Linked DNA regions of Mus musculus: region 2 is linked to region 1. The links are chromatin loops, found by intact Hi-C in ENCODE. Cell type or tissue: left cerebral cortex. All regions are shown on one strand.

What was found. Peaks named below come from ENCODE experiments on the same cell type or tissue, not always from the same donor. Only the 100,000 strongest peaks of a DNase experiment are listed, where the experiment ranks them.
Region 2: it touches region 1 in a loop (2.2-fold over the local background); 2 of 42 quality-filtered maps call a loop at or near these places.

What each region holds. Positions count from the first base shown.
Region 1 is chr11:42,604,347-42,612,346 of GRCm38, reverse strand. All of the region lies in intron 8 of Gabrb2 (gamma-aminobutyric acid (GABA) A receptor, subunit beta 2), which reads right to left. Among named protein-coding and RNA genes, the nearest start is that of Gm34591, 190 kb to the right of the region's middle. In left cerebral cortex, a CTCF peak has its summit at 3,476; DNase peaks (open chromatin) are centred at 2,814, 3,001, 3,387, 5,898 and 1 more place; H3K27ac peaks cover 3,949 bases.
Region 2 is chr11:43,087,648-43,095,647 of GRCm38, reverse strand. It overlaps a transcript of Atp10b not described here. Among named protein-coding and RNA genes, the nearest start is that of Atp10b, 58 kb to the left of the region's middle. In left cerebral cortex, no CTCF peak of the experiment used is centred here; DNase peaks (open chromatin) are centred at 2,486, 2,963 and 3,334; H3K27ac peaks cover 1,626 bases.

The DNA of each region.
Region 1 (8,000 bases):
CATGTATTTTTAAAACTTTGTTTATTATTGATTTTGTGTGTGTGTGTGTGTGTGTGTGTGTATGTATTGCATAAGTGTAGAATTAGAAGACCACTAATAGATGTTGATGCCTAAGCTCACGGCTGATGTAATTACTCTAGCAAGATTTGCAAAAGACTGAACCCTGCCACCATTCTCTTTTGTACTTTAGATTAAGCATGTTAGGAGGTGTCTAAAGTTAAAACCTCAGTGGTCACAGGAAGCAAAAGACTCTCAATCATGTATCTTCCTGGTGCTTAATTTGGGGATATTGTTTGCTTCATTATCCTTACAATGGACAGAGTCAAGAATGAACTAGAAATGTTCCACTTCATTTTCTGCCAACAGGATTAGTATAAGTTTTGGAAATCCCAGCCTGCACCCATCAACAAAATTAAATTTTCAGGCTAGTTCTTATTCCATTTATATATGGAAAATAAGTATCTCTTCCTGCATATTGAAATTCGTCAATAAAGACAGCTTCATTATGATGATAATGATAATATGCAATTCACATTCTGTGCATGCTCTTTGTATAGTCACATTTAAAATTCGAATAGAGACAAGAACATTTATATAGTTAACTAAACTTGCAAATGTGAGCTGTGGAGACAGCTTTGATTTCTTGCTCATCTACCAACTTGCTGTGTGATCTTGGCTTAGTTCTCCAGCTCCACTGAGCCTCAGTTTCCTACTTGTTAAAATACAGAAATGAAAAGGTGACAGAATACATAGTCCACAAAAGCAAAAGTAGGACTGCTGAGGGAGGCAGGAAACCATCGCGAGGATGTAAAGGATGGAAAAGGAAGTTGGGAAGGAGTACCAACAGGATCCAAAGCATCTATGAAACAACATCATGAAACCCACTGCTTTGGGCATGAATTTCAGAAGAACTAATACAATATAAAATGAGTGAGTTGTATTTTGAGGCTATTTTAGAACTGATTTAGAGAATTTAAGAAATATTATACTTTGGATCATTACTATCCTTCAAAGGCCCACATATTAAAGGCTTAGAATGAAGCCTGTGATGCTATTGTGAAAGAATGGAATGGTTAGGAGGTATGGCACTCTAGGAGGTTCTAGGGGATTGTGGGTGTGTTCATGAAGGGAATGTTGATGCCTTGGTGAAGTGTTTCTCAACTAGTGACTCACAACTCCTCTGGAGGTAGGACAACCTTTTCACAGGGGTGCCCTTAAGACCATCTAAAAACAGATATTTGCATTATTATTCATAGTGACACGTAATGCATATAATTACAGTTATGACATAGCAAAGAAGGTAATTTTATGGTTGGGGGTCACCACAGCATGAGGAATTGTATTGAAGGGTCAAGGCATTAGGAAGGTTGAAAACCACTGCCTTAGTGCCCCTGTCTATTTATAGCTTTTAAAACATTCAGACAATGCCAAGTTGCCCTGAGCATGATGCAGATGTGTTCCTCCTGGCAATGGGAGCAAGGATGTGTGGATTAAAACTGGAAAGCAAATAAACCTTTTGGTCCTTTTACATTGATTTGTTTGCGATTAGACTTTACAGCAGTGGAAAGCTCACTAACACAGGAGATCCACCAGCCTGTCTGGCATGTGATTAGGCAATAACAAACGGTCATCATTTCTAAGGCACTAATAACTTGCAGTATCTACAACCCACAGAAAAGGTTCAGAGTTACAGATTCGCTTAGTCAGACACTGCTCTGCTCTTAAAATGTTTTCTCGGTAGTGTTTAGTAGAGATCTCAGATCTATACTTCCTCTCCAACAGAGTAGCAGTGACTTCCTGTCCCCATGGTGAAGCTGATGGCTTTAAACCAAACTTGTTACTCCTCCCCTTCCCCTTGGCAGTGATTGGTGCTGCAATTGAAAAGACAGAGTGGTCTATAGAAAGGAAGATTCCTTCCTAGTAGGCTCCTGCATACAAAGGAAATGCCCCTTTCTCTTTCTGGGCAAGAAAGAGGAAATAGGTAATCTTTTTGCTAACCTGGAAGTTAACGTCAGAACAAAGTATCATTTCTAAGTAAGATTTGGTATTGTCTGTCCTGATATCTTCCTTTCTCTTGTTTTATTCCCATTAAGCAGTGATAGAAAACCAGAAGAATTTCATTATAATAATTAACAGCCTCTTCAGATAAAATTTGACCCATAATTTGGTAAGAGTGTATATGTGCATGTGTGTTCACCTTTCTCTCTCTCTCTCTCTCTCTCTCTCTCTCTCTCTCTCTCTCTCTCTCTCTCTCTCTCTATCTCTCTCTCTCTGTGTGTGTGTGTGTGTGTGTTTGTGGTTGTTTATTTGAGACAAGTCATTACTCTGTAGCCCAGGCTGGCCTAGGATTCACTATGTAAGGTTCCTGCTATCAACTTCCCGATATCCTTCTGACTCAGTTTCCTGAGTGCTGGGATTACATCGTACAAGGCTAAAAGTAGTAATCTTTTCAGGAAAATTCAATGATGCCTCACATTTTAAATAAAATTTTCCTGAATATATTTAAGTCACTTAAACAAATTCAGTGTATATTCAGATCTTTTAGCTTGCTACTTTCTACAACATCAAAGTGAACTTGAAAGGTTAGGTGTGCCATGTCTGTTATTTTCACAAACAAGACAACTAAAGACAAGTGAGGCTCTTTAGTGAAAGTCTCAGAGTTGTTTCAGAGACTTAGCTACACAAAGTCCTCTGGCTTTATGAATCCAAATTAGATTCTGTGACTGGTTCCGACAGTTATAGAAGTGAGAGGAAAGTTATTTTAAAACAGCTTCACATGCAATCTGTGATTAAAATGTGCAACTCAGAGCGAGATAGAAAAAAGATAATCTAAGCATGCATTCTACTTTATATAGCCCTAGCTCAATAACTTACTAGCTTCTGTGGGATCCTGAATAAATCCCTGGAATCTCTGGGCTTTAGCTTCTGTACATTACATGAGAGAATTATTAGAGGTGATGTCGCCTATTCTTAAGTTTATGCTAGGCACTGGTAATAGACCAGCTGGTCCTGGACTCAATTGCAGCATCCTCAATGTAGCTCTCAAGGCAACAGCCATGAGTCATGCAGAGTTGATATCCAGAGGGCTCACTTGCATTCCCTCAGCTAGATCCTTGCTTTTTCCTATGAACCATAGATCAGTTGCTTTGGCATTGCTGGAAAGTGTGTGTGGAGATTACAGAATCTCAAATCTTAAGACACAACAGACTAAGAGTTTGTACTCTAGCAGTGTCCTTAGGCTACATGAATGCATATTAGACATTGAGATAAAATGGGATAAATCATCTAGCCCTAACCATGCTACTTGACCTTCTAAAAGTCGCTGATATCTGGTTGTTGTTTTAAAAAGTCAACTTTGGAATTATGCATGCATACATATGCTATTCCTGACTCAAGCATGTGGGTTCCTCATAAGCGAGGTTCTGAATAGAGCCTCCAGGAAAAAGGGAGCTGCAGAGGGAGCTATAAACTCTACAGCAGCCACGAATTTCTTACTCAGCTGTGGTCTAATGACTTTTGAGCATTTGGCCAATTACATGGTGAATTACCCTAGTGAACACTTGTCAAATGCACCCTCTACTCTGCCTCCTAAGGTCTCTCTCCTTAGAACTAATGTTAATCTGACACAACCTTGTCAAATATCCCTGTGCTAGTTCTAACACCCAATTTCCCCTAGCTTGGGCGTTTGAAGATGATGGCAGACAGTGCATGTTGCTAAACTTTAAAACACAGAGCAAAGAAATGAACGAAAAAAATATAAATTTAGAATATATGGCAGAACACTGTGCTCAAGTGATGTCCTGATATTTCCCCAAAGGAGAAATTCCTGTCTGTATTCTTGGTCAAATTTTGAAATCTTTCAAATCAAAAGAACCCAGGTTCAAATGACATGTTAGTCTCTTATGTTATGAATTATCAAATGAGTTTCTTGGATCAAAACTGTATTTTCTGGGACTAAAGGGTTTGTAGAGCAAGTGTACAAGCTTATGTTTTTGTGGTCATGTGAATTTTGGGGGGAGTTTGCTAAAATTTACCTTGTCAGGCAATCAGAAATTCTGACCTAATAAGCTAGAAGTAGAGCTAAGAGTTACTTATTAGCATACTGGTGATTAAAATGTTGTTTCCTAAAGATGACCCTCTATGTAGTTGTGTTTTGGGGCACTGGATAACAGAAAATGATTCAAGTAGAAGTCAGTTTGACTGACTTCTGAGTTTGCACACTCTTGGTGAGTATTAGCTTTTAAGAGATATCAATATTTGAGACTCTGATAATTTGAGCATTTCTACAGAGTGGTCCAAGCTGAGGGTAGAATGGTTTCTATTCAGTCAGAATGCTGTCCTGTGTAGTCACTTCTGTCAGAGGCATTTTTTTTTTACTTTGATAAAGAGTTTAAGATGCCATGCAGATAAAATTATTATGCACTTTTAACTCATAGACTAGAAGACAGTGCTATGAAGGGGGTAATCTAATTGTTGTGTGACCTTGGGCTGGTCACTTCTGTTTATGGATTAGTCTTTATGCTAATAATGACAAGATCCTTCAGCTGTCTCCCTAGAGTGAAATGCTGTTCTTACATGCTTGGTACATTCAGCCAAGTTGGACAAAGGAGCAACTTAATTTTTCATTTTCTTTTTAGAATTAAAATTTACATTTTGCTCTGTAATATTTTTCATGAGCATATATCTGAATGCTGCATCTCCTTCCTGTGAAATTGAATGGCACACATTATCTGTGTACTCAATGAACTCATGTAGAGTACATTCTGAGTTCCAGTGCTATTAGAATCATCTTACAGGAGCCATCGGGAAAGCTCAGTAGACCCAATGAGAGCACTGAGTTCAAAAGCAAATCTTTAACACCATAAAACATTCTCAACTTTGTTCTCCTGTTCTTCCACAAAGTCACAGTGACCACTTGCAAACACCAACTGCTCTTCCAAGAACTTTCTACCCAGTATAATTCTCAAGATCACAGTCTCACAGTAGAGCTATAAGGCTTTCAGTGCCAGTGGGGTTTTGAAGCACTCCCAGCTTCCACTCCATGCACACACTGCAAAATTCAAGTCTTGGGGCTTGAGCTTATGGGCTGTCTCCAATCCAAGATGAAGCTATATTCATCAATCTAGAACTCTCTGTGCCTTTAAGCCATCAAAATAGAGAATGCCATTCTCTAGGAGCAATCATTTGGTAAATATTTAGTGAACAATCATCACATTCATGATGCTTTCTCCAAATCTGTATTCTTTGTGAGAGATTCCATGCTAGCCTGAGAAAGGCTATTAGGAGATGAACAAAGTGTAGCTGAGAGCTTGTTATTGGGGAATAAAACTCATGTGTTTGGTTTCAGTAGGCTGGTTTCTCAAATAATCCCTGAGATTTAATAGAAGTTTATCTGAGTAGAGAACTGTGAAAAATAGAGACTATGAAGGTGCGAGGTGTAGGGGCAATAGAAGGAAGCTAGATAATGAGTAATATTTGTAGATAGAAGGATGGATCTCGAATACTCTACACCACAGGATCTGAACAATTTATGATCACCTTGTATACTGTAGGAAGAACAAAAAGAGAAGGACCAAAAGGCTTCTATAATTAAATTATAAAAAATACTAAAATATTAATTAACTAAACAGGAATTATTTTAACCTAGGCAGAACCCATTGTATACATAAATTGTATTCTTCATAAGTATAGACAAGAACAATAATCCTATTTCTGGCTTAAGGAAATGTAAAATACTCCATGAACTAAGGTTTGCATGTGGGGACTTGATATTACAGTGTGCTCTTCAGGATGCAGCTGAGAAGGGCTGGCTTCACCCTCTCTGACTCAGATTTTCAGCCCCAACTCCTCTTTAAGCAGTCACCACAGGTCTCCTTTCACTCAGGGGAGGAGGCCTGCTGGAGTTTGTCCAACTTCCAGAAATATTTGCAGTCAGAGCTGGTAGAAGTGTTGTGAGGAAAACAGACAGCTTGTTTATCGTCAAGGGAGATTTCAAAAATCATGTCAGGGCCCAGTTTTGTTAGGTCTCCCTAGATACTCTTTGCCAAAATTAAATAAGTATCAAGCTATCTGGCATACTCTTTGCAGCAGAGGCTGTAACAATCCTGAATTTCCTTAGGAACACGAAAAGGAACTTGCTGGAAATATTGTATTTTTGTTTTGAAATACTTTAATATTATTAGGAAGGTGGTTAATAAAAATTTGATGCCAGCTCTTGATTCCTAGAACTGCTCATGGAAAAAACACTTTCTTTCCTCTCTTTTATTTAATAAATATTTTCTAATCCAGAGTTTTCTCAGGAAAAATTCCCTTTTGATGATAGAAACTTTACCTCATTTTCTAGAATCTGAAATTCTATAAATATAAAATAAATACTGCAAAAAATATTCACCCATTGATAAATGCATGTATAAGTAAGAATGAGAAAGCAATTATTCCTATTATGTGTGTACCATTATAACTCCAATAGCTTGACAGGGCTGATATTTGTTTATAAATTGCAGATGATCTCCAAATCTTTACTTCATTTGGAGATCTAATTAATCTCCAGTTTAAGTTATTTTTCATTTATAGCCAAGAATAAATGCTAAAGCTTTATGAACAGTCTTTGCTATTCAATGCTTATTCTCTGCCATTGATTTTCATTATTGAAGTGGATCTATAGTTTGCTGCATAGAGTTTTAATAGGGGATTGCCATCACTTATTTGTAGTGCACATCTAAATCACTTGAAGGGTTCCTTCCTGCTATGTCCAACAAGAATTCTAGTATCGCTAAAGGTAACTACATTTCAATGTTTGAAAGGATTTATTGCGAAAAGTTTATGGGCTAGGCTATTTTTTTTAGTCAGGGTTACCTTTTAATATCTTCCTCACTAGTTTCAGCTAACACAAATATAGCATTCTTTGCACACTTATTTGTAGTTTCTAGAAAGATCACTTTGCTTTCAGATTTGTGTGTGTGTGTGTGTGTGTGAGTTTGTACATGTGTATGTGTGTGGGTGCATGCTTGTCTGAGGTGATTTGAGGACAAGTTGTGGAAATCATTTCTCCTTGGATCACACGGATCTTGGCATTAAACTGAACTAATCAGCCTTAGCTACAGTACCTGAATCCACTAAGCCCTGTTTCTCTCTTTATTCTAAACTTGCTCCCTTTTCTCATCTTTCCCCCCTCTATTATAATATTTATAGAATATCTTTTTATTAAAGTGAATCTCGAGATGTAACTTTTCTCAGTCAGAACTGTTTTTTTTTTTTTTTTTTTTTTTTTTTTTTTTTTTTTTTTTTTTGTCCAGGGTTTCTATGCTGTTTCCTTGTATGCATTCCTCATCTTGATCCAAATGTTGCTATTGGGCTTTCTTGTTGGCCTATCTACATCTTGGGTAGATTTCTCTGAACTCTGCTTACATTAACTCTGACTTTGTTTGAACAACTTTGCTGTACATAGCTTCATTTTATAAGTATTATTTTTATTGTTTGTTTTACTTTTCAATTTCTGGTTTATTCTTTAGGACATTTGAGACAGAGAGAAGATAAAGTAAATTTAGAATCATTTAATACATCCATCTCTCTAATACTTAATTGGGCATAGAAAAACATGTTGTTGTTTATTTGTTTGTTTCTCATTTTGGAGATGAAATGCACATATGATACACTCTTATATGGTGCCAGTATCTGAGCAAACTACATACAGACCAGTATAGACAGTGACATGTAAATAGATATTGTTTAACTCTAGACAAAAAAAAAATAGTGACATGTAAATAGATATTGTTTAACTCTAGACAAAAAAAATTCCATTTTCTGTATTAAGAGGTAACAGTGTTCAAGCATGCCAACAATATAAGGCTTATTTTATAGTTGTTTATAGTAGACACACCTCAGGAACAACTTACACATCTAAGGAAACATGCATATTGAATACATGTGTAGTTAATTACGATTTTGGCATTCAGAAAACATTGCCATTTATTTGATTCATATTTGAAAAATGAAAACTA
Region 2 (8,000 bases), 480 kb before region 1:
AGGAAAGAAGATAGATGCTCATCAAATGCTGTGAGACCCTTGGGACTTCTACAACTGGGAGATAAATCAACTTCTATTCTTTACAAATCACCTGGTCTGAAGGATTTCCTTTTTATAGCTCTAGAGTAAGAGAACATCTTACTCATCCTACTCGTCTAGTGCTCTTGTGGGAGAGATGTTGGTCTTATCAACAATTATTTTGCTTCAGTATCTATACAGTAGCCATGACATAAATGTTTATAACAATACTTTAATGGGGGTAGAAATTTAAGCATGGGATAATATTCTGGGAGGCTCTGTGTGTGGAGTCTGTATCCATGTGGTCAGGGAGTTTGTTATTGCTGCTGTAATTTCATATGCTCCTCCTGGCACAGTGATCTCAGCACTAATGTAATCCTCTGTTTTAAAAAATAAAGAGGTTCAAAAAGATGAAGTTCCCCACTTGAACCTGAGGAATCAATAACTTGTGGCAATACCCGGAAGAGAGCAGATGGGAGTGACGGGCAGAGAAATGAGAGAAAAGTCTTGCACTGGAATATTCTGCCTATCATCGTGTTCTGAATCATATGCTAGGTTTTTACCATATTAGAGCTTGATCGAATTTTGCAGCATCCATGCATATCTATCCTATACCTGAGGAAATGAAAATTCAAAACTGTTGAATTGCATACTGGGATCAGGAGAGTAAGTGTGTGTGTGTGTGGGTACCCTCGGATTCCAGAACAGGGCACTGGATCTCCTGGAGCTGCAGTTACAGGCAGTTGTGAACTACCTGATCTGAAAGCTGACAACAGAGCCCTGGCCCTCTGAAAGAGCAGCAAGTGTTATTAAGCACCGGGCCATCTCTCCAGCCCCAAGGGACTACAAGAGTTTCAACCTTCTACAAAAAATTCAGATCTAGGAAGCGGCTTTGAATATGTCCTATCCTTCATAGATAGACGTAACAACGCAAGAATTCTCAAACAGGGTTTATCAATGTCCTAGCATGCTCAGTGTAATACAACTAAGAGTTGTATTGGTAAAATACACAATCATTTTTTAACCAACAGTACTGAAAGATCCTGACAGAATGTAAAAGGACACAGAAGCCCTGAAATTGGCAAGATAGATGTCAGTGTTAGCAGAACTAGCTTCACTGATTTAGAAAAATAGAGGTGCACAATGCTCTGGCCACTCCTTGAACCTGTGTGTCTGCCAATGTTTTGACCGTTCCTTGACCCATGTGTGTGCCCACTGATGAAGCCCATTGCCAGGTGTTTGTGATATTGGTTGCTGGGAAAGAGTCAGAAAATCTCCCCAGCAACCTCAGCCCGGCCAATCCTGAGTTGCTACACCTGCACCAGACTCTTTCCTTGTACCCCTCCCATACCCATTTCGTGAGAATAGACATTGTTTAGATCTGGAAATCCCTCTGGAAATCCCGTACTCCCCCGCTTCTTCTTTCCCCACTGAGGGCCTATAAAAACTGGGACCTCTTTCCTCTCGAGGTCGACTCCTCTACCCCTGCGTGGGATATGAGTCATCCCCAGAGCTCTGGCTTTCCCCGAATAAAGCCTCATGTGGTTTGAACAAGCTCGGTCTATCGTGAGTTCTTGGGTGTCCGCTCTTGTCCTGAGGCCTGAGTGAGGGGCTCCTCTCGGAGTCTTTCAGTACAATATTGGACCAGCTGTCCACCTTTCTGGCCTGGTTTCTCCTATGTAAAATCTAGTGGATGATAACTGGCAGAGCACCTCTACATCACATGCTAGTGCTGATTGATGACTTAGTAGTCGCTCTTTGGCATGCTGCTCATGTGGGACTCTCAGATACCCTACACCTTGCTCATATGCCTTGAGCATGGTGGGTGGAACAGGAGCAAGTTTGCCATAGATTTGACAAACCAAGACTGAATGAGCAGTAAACATTGACAGGTTTATCATCTTTGTTTACTTGCTCAGTCACTTGCAAAATGATTTCTATTTTCGATTTATATTGGCTGCTGGAATAAATTATCACACTCATCATGAATCTTCATTTTTAAGCTATGGGGGGTGTGGGGGGGTAAATGAACTTTTTTGGCTAGACCCATGAGCAAAGAGCTTGTAGAACAAACCTTATCCTAAGCCCATAGGGGCTCTTTAATTCCAAAGTTTCTTTCATTTTTTTTCCAAATTAAAAAAAAAAATCTTCAAATCTTCCATCTCAATCTCTTTCTCAATGTGATGCTCTCCTCCCCTGTCCCCCAAATTATTCAAATGACTAAAGTACTGGAAGGATAGGTAGGGGAGGACTTGTTAATAGGCAGCCTTTCCTTTACCGTGGATGAAGAACCATTTTTGACTTTAAGATAGTGTGAAAGCAATACTCATTCATTAAAAAGTGCAATTTGAATTGTGATCTTTTCCTAAACTAGTGGTGTTAGTACTCTGCTCTCTCATGATGCTGGGCAGCAGCAGGAAGCTACAGCTCCGGGTTATTCACGTGACTACTAGAGAGAACAACAGATGCTCTGTAGAGTGGGCTGGGCTGCTCCACTGTGATTTTCAGTAGCTTAGGTGGATTGCATGCGTTTGGGGCTGCATCATACATGAGTTTATTGGGGCACATCATATGTAAAGCAGAGAGCAAACGAATTTTTGAAAATGTAAAACTCAGGTGTGTGTGTGTGTGTGTGTGTGTGTGTGTGTGTTCTGGGAAGCATGTCCAAGGCCTTGAGCATGTGACTATGTGTTCATCACTGAGCCATACTCCAGAACCTCGAGTTTTGTAGTTTGGAACATGTAAAAGCTTAAAAGCTTAAAATCAGATGGTTGAACTGCTTAAAAGCAGAACCTGCGACGTCAAGGGGATTTGAATTTTCCCTGACATGTGCAAATGCATTGATAGAGAAGCTTCTTGGGCAAACTGAGTGATCGCACTTCTGTAAAGCAGAGGCTGTGGATTTGGGATAGGAAGACAGCTGGCAGCTCTCCATAGCATATACTTTGGGATCAGATCCAGCATGCTCATGGTAAGGGGGACTGCGTGGTTGCTAGCTAGCTCGGTTGCATTTTTTTTTCAACCTGTATCTCTCAGCACCCATGGTTTGCTGTATAAATTGCATTTCTATGCAAGATCTACTGTGAACAAACATAAGCTTGAAAATCAAGCATCCAGACAAACATACAGGTTTATGTAACAGCCACTTAAATTACCGAGTGCTCCATGGGAATATGGAGAAAAAATTGATTCAAAAGTTTGGACCATTTTCTGGAGGTTCAGTCTAAGTGAAGCTGTTCAAACATCACCGAGAGGAGCATCATGCTCTCTTCTGGATATATACCATGGGTGGGTGGAACTGAGTATGCTAACTCCTAATTCCTGGCTTTGAGTTTGCCCACGTGTAAAAAGCACTCCACTGATTTTGAATACCATTCTGGAACCACCCTCAGTGTTTACACAGAAAATAGCAGGCTTGCTCCCGAGCCGGTAGGAGGGCTGAAGAAATAGCAAGTGCTCGGAATCAATTAGCTTTGATTTATAAAGCAGCATCGCTGACATGCGTGATAATTAAAATATCAGATTGGTTATTATTCTATTTACTTTGCTGCACAACACACACTAACTGGCAGGGGAAGGTGTCATCCCCACAGTGATCTGAAGATTGTTTGGAGCTCCTTACCAGAATTCAATGGGGCAGCTATATGGGAGAGAAGTGACTTTGAATACCAATGAAGTTTAATTTAAAAATTGCTTACCATTTATTCAATATCTATTGCATGGTGTATATTATACTGGTAATAATAATAATGATAACAGCTAAGATTTATTGAATTTCCATTTTTTTGCCAGCAACTGGTATTAATGTTCTGCATGTGTTAACTCACATAACAACCTGTAGAAATAGTGTTCTTTCTGACTCCATTATTAGGATGAGGAAACCTAGGCACAGAGTGTCACAAAGTAAACCGATTCAGGTTGAACTATTGTATGCCTTGCTTCACATCCTATCACCTGCATTAGTATTTTTTTATGGTACTCGGTTCTTTAAAGAGCATATGCCTTCAAACCTTTGCAATAATCCCACTTCACAGAAAATTGAAGATGCCAGAAGTTTAGCTCCTTGGTCATATTTCTGAGACACTAATCAAATGATCTTTTAGATAGGATTTTCTGCTGAAGTTTCTATTAGCAAGGTGATTCATAGATAATACAGAGAACAGCTTTTTCTATGTAGAGAAAGCTGATATCAATGAAACCTGTGAAGGTCAGCAAGATGGCTCAGCCAATCAGAGCCAAGCCTAATGACCCCAGTCCTCAGGATCCACGTGGTGGAAGGAAAAAACTAACTCCATGAGATCGTCTTGTGATCACCATGCGGGAGCCATGGCACATGCCCCTCTCCCCAGAATAAACAAATCTGCAGCTTTTGAACACCTGCTTAACTTCCATGGTAGACGATAGTTGCTAGGGAGCAAATGTTTCACTTTACTGTTGTCTTATCTGGCTCAGGGTTTCACAGTGGCTTGGTCAGGAAAGAGACTCTGAAAACTCAAACAAGCTTTCAAAGATACGTAGTTAGATAGACAAATAAAGATGTTTGAGTCAAGGGTGGGGCATAGGAACATTCTATGCAAATAAAAGATATGCTGAGATGCTGCCTTCCGACAAGTAGGCTCAGATGACCTCCGTGTTGTTCCTCAGACAAAATAATTGGCTCAACCCAGTCCATACTTATTAATGAAGATCACCCCCCCCAAAGCCATCCTCTCACTGATGCTTGATAGATAGAGAAGCACTCGTTGCCTTTGAGTTCTTTGTGGGTGTTCAGGCTGACTGTTGGATAACTGTGGTTTCCTAAACATGACAGGATGGAGCTGGCACTACTGGAAACAGGCATTGGTAGACTTGCTGTCTTCACTTAGCATTTCAGGGATAGTCAGGTAGGCAGACATGGGGGTGGGAACACACATGTATATGTGAGCGTACATGTAAGCATACTAATTTAGATTTCAGAAAATCTTGTGATTCAATCTAACCAATTTGCTTTTATCAGAGCTTTAAGGAATTCTCACAGCTATCAGTAATGTAGCCTTTTCCACCTATTTTTCCTGTTAGCTATTATGCACAATTTTCTTGTGGGAATTCTAAAGATTTTAAGCTGGGTTTGGTACTCTTCGGGTACAAAACTTTCAAGTCTACAACAGCCATCAAAAAGCAGCAGCTTGATCCATAGTAAATTATTATACAATCATTAGAATTCCTTTTGAATCATAAAAATTACAACTCAAGAATCTCTAACGCTTGCCTTTCAGGGTTCTTTTAAGGCCTAATTATTTTCTCTTGAATGTGCCTTGTTATCTAGCTTTGAATAGAATTCTAGGCATAGGTAATATTAACTATTATGTACCCTGCATAATAAGGCCAGTTTTGGCCAGCTATCTGTCTGGTAGATCCATCTGTATTGTAATTTCTTCAAAGCCACTCTTGGAGTGATAGTTCACTTTCTGAATAACACTTCAGTCCTTTAACAGTGTCATGAAGAGAGAGAGTACAACTTAGCACAATAACTTATTCTGAGCTCAAATCTAGGAAAACAGTTGTGTCCATCATGAATGATGCATTTGTCATCATTTTCCTCAGTGAAGGTATAAAGTTTACCTTTTATGAGTGCTGTTTCCCAACATGATTTACAGAACCTAGCAAGGCATGAGCATGCATCCAAGATCTTTCTAAATCTGGTGTTTTCAAATGCTATACTTATGACCTTAAGGGTCGTCTTATAGGACCATGTATTCAAGCCTTGATTGCAACCCTACACAGCATTATTGTGAAGTGATAGAACATTTAGGGAATGAGACCAGGTGAAAGAAGGTTTGATCACTTAAGCTATCTCTTTGAAGAAGGTATTGAGATAGCAGCCTGCCCTTCCTTCCTTCCTTCCTTCCTTCCTTCCTTCCTTCCTGTTATGAAGTGAGCAGTTCCCTTTATCATATAATCCCATAATGATGTACAATTTCACCATAGGCTCCACATCAACAGGACCCAGTGAACATGGCTCAAATCCCCTTGAAACCATGAGCCCAAGTCAACCTGCCTTCCACTAAGGCTGATCATCTTAGACACTTGTTCTCACTAGCAGGAAGTTACACAGCACAGTGGTTGTCAAGAGATCATAGTGCTTAATGTCTGTTAATCCAAGGGAATATCGTACATCGAGTAGGGCTCCCAAGTTCTGAATTGCAAGAGCATGAGCTAGTCTCCTTACTCTGGGTAAACTGAACAGTCTGGATACCCTGCCACTCATAAGCCATAATGTAATAACTCCATATTATAACTAGCTCATTCTAAATGCATATGATGAGCAGCTTTGGTATCAGGAAGGAGGGTGTGCTTGAAATAAGCAGTTTCTGGGTAGACACTTCTTGTATGCCCTCAAAAACATGATAAATCCCTTGGATTAAAGATGCTATGACTATGTCTCCTGTCCCAGTCAACAAAACAGGAGGTTTCCGCTTTGCTGATCAAGGTTCCCATAGTTTGACATTCTATTGCCAAAGACACTTGGCAGCTGCTCTAAAGTGTTAACACAGTTACCTTTCCCATGAAAGTCACTTTGTAAAACATAAAAGCCGAAATCAACATGCTGATTTTTCTCTCTCGGAACCTTAGGAAGGACACTATCTTACTTTAAGTAATAGCCTGTATGCGTGTCAAATTTCACTTTCTGGGACATAGAAATCTTTGTGTTTTCTCACTGGGCTGCAGTTTGCCTAGAGGGTAATGGTGACTCCATTTCATTGGCTGGATTTCTTATGCGCACACTCACCTAGACCTTGGGTAACAGGAGCTGGAGTTTGACACCTGCCCCTGCTCAGTCTTCAGAGGATTTTCCAATCTTTCCCAGGCTCTGAGGCTCACCAGGACAATGTGCTCACCTTCAAGTTTCCATTTTCCCTCAAGTATGTGAGCAATTTGGAAAAAAGTCCTGCTTTGGGCAGCGTAATAAAGTGACCTTTGACCGAGTACTTTCCACAGGTTGTCATTCACTGGGCTTGGTGCTTACAGATGTGCTCGATAAAGGAAACGGAGGGTATTTCTATACCTTTTGGACAAAGAGTCTGTGTACCAGAATCCTGAAGCAACATATCTGAGATTACAGCATCACCTAAGGAGAAGGCTAGTATTCAAACCGAAGCAAGTAGGACTCCAGAGTTCTTGATTTGGAATTAAAAGTCTGTGGCCAGGAAATGAATTGTTTAAGTATTATTTCAATTGGGAAAAAACAAAACAAAACAAAACAAAACCAACCAGAAGCACTCAGAACAGTTCACTTGCTATAAAGGAGTAGAGAGAGAGAGAGAGAGAGTGCATTTTTATACATCTAAAAGTAACAGGTTACTTTTAAGTTCATGGTCCCCCTATTTCAGAAAACATTGTTTTTTTAACAACAACAAAAACAAACAGACAAGCAAACAAAAACAGAATCCTGAATTCTTATGATGCACGTGTATCACAATCTTTGTGAATAAGGTAATCACACAGGATTGTTTTTCCACTCGGCGTAGACATTCGGTGTTCTTGGCACGTTTGCCGTCTACTTCATTAAACACCTGTTTCTGTAGGGGAGCACAGCCGTTTGAAGCTCTACTCATTTGCCTTCTGGGGAAACCAAGGTTCCTTTCTTGCCCTGAATGTTTTTGCCCAGCATGTATTTATAGTTTTCTGGACTGAGTTTCCTACCTCACCCAATGTTAAGGACACCCCAGGACCCTCTACTCCCTCTTCCAGGTATGGCCATTGCTTCCTTTTTTTCTACTCAAGAGCTTTGGCCATTGCTGTCATTGTTACTGTCTCCACTCTCCTTGTTTCCACAATGATCCCTGTACTTAACAAGGCATACAACACGTTTGCACTTTCACTGAGTTCTTTATACTTACTGCTTGTGTGTGTATGTGTGTGTGATTAGAAGTGGCACTATCATAATTATTCCCATTTTCTAAGTGAGAGAACTAAAGTTTAGGCAAATTGTGCTCCTTATG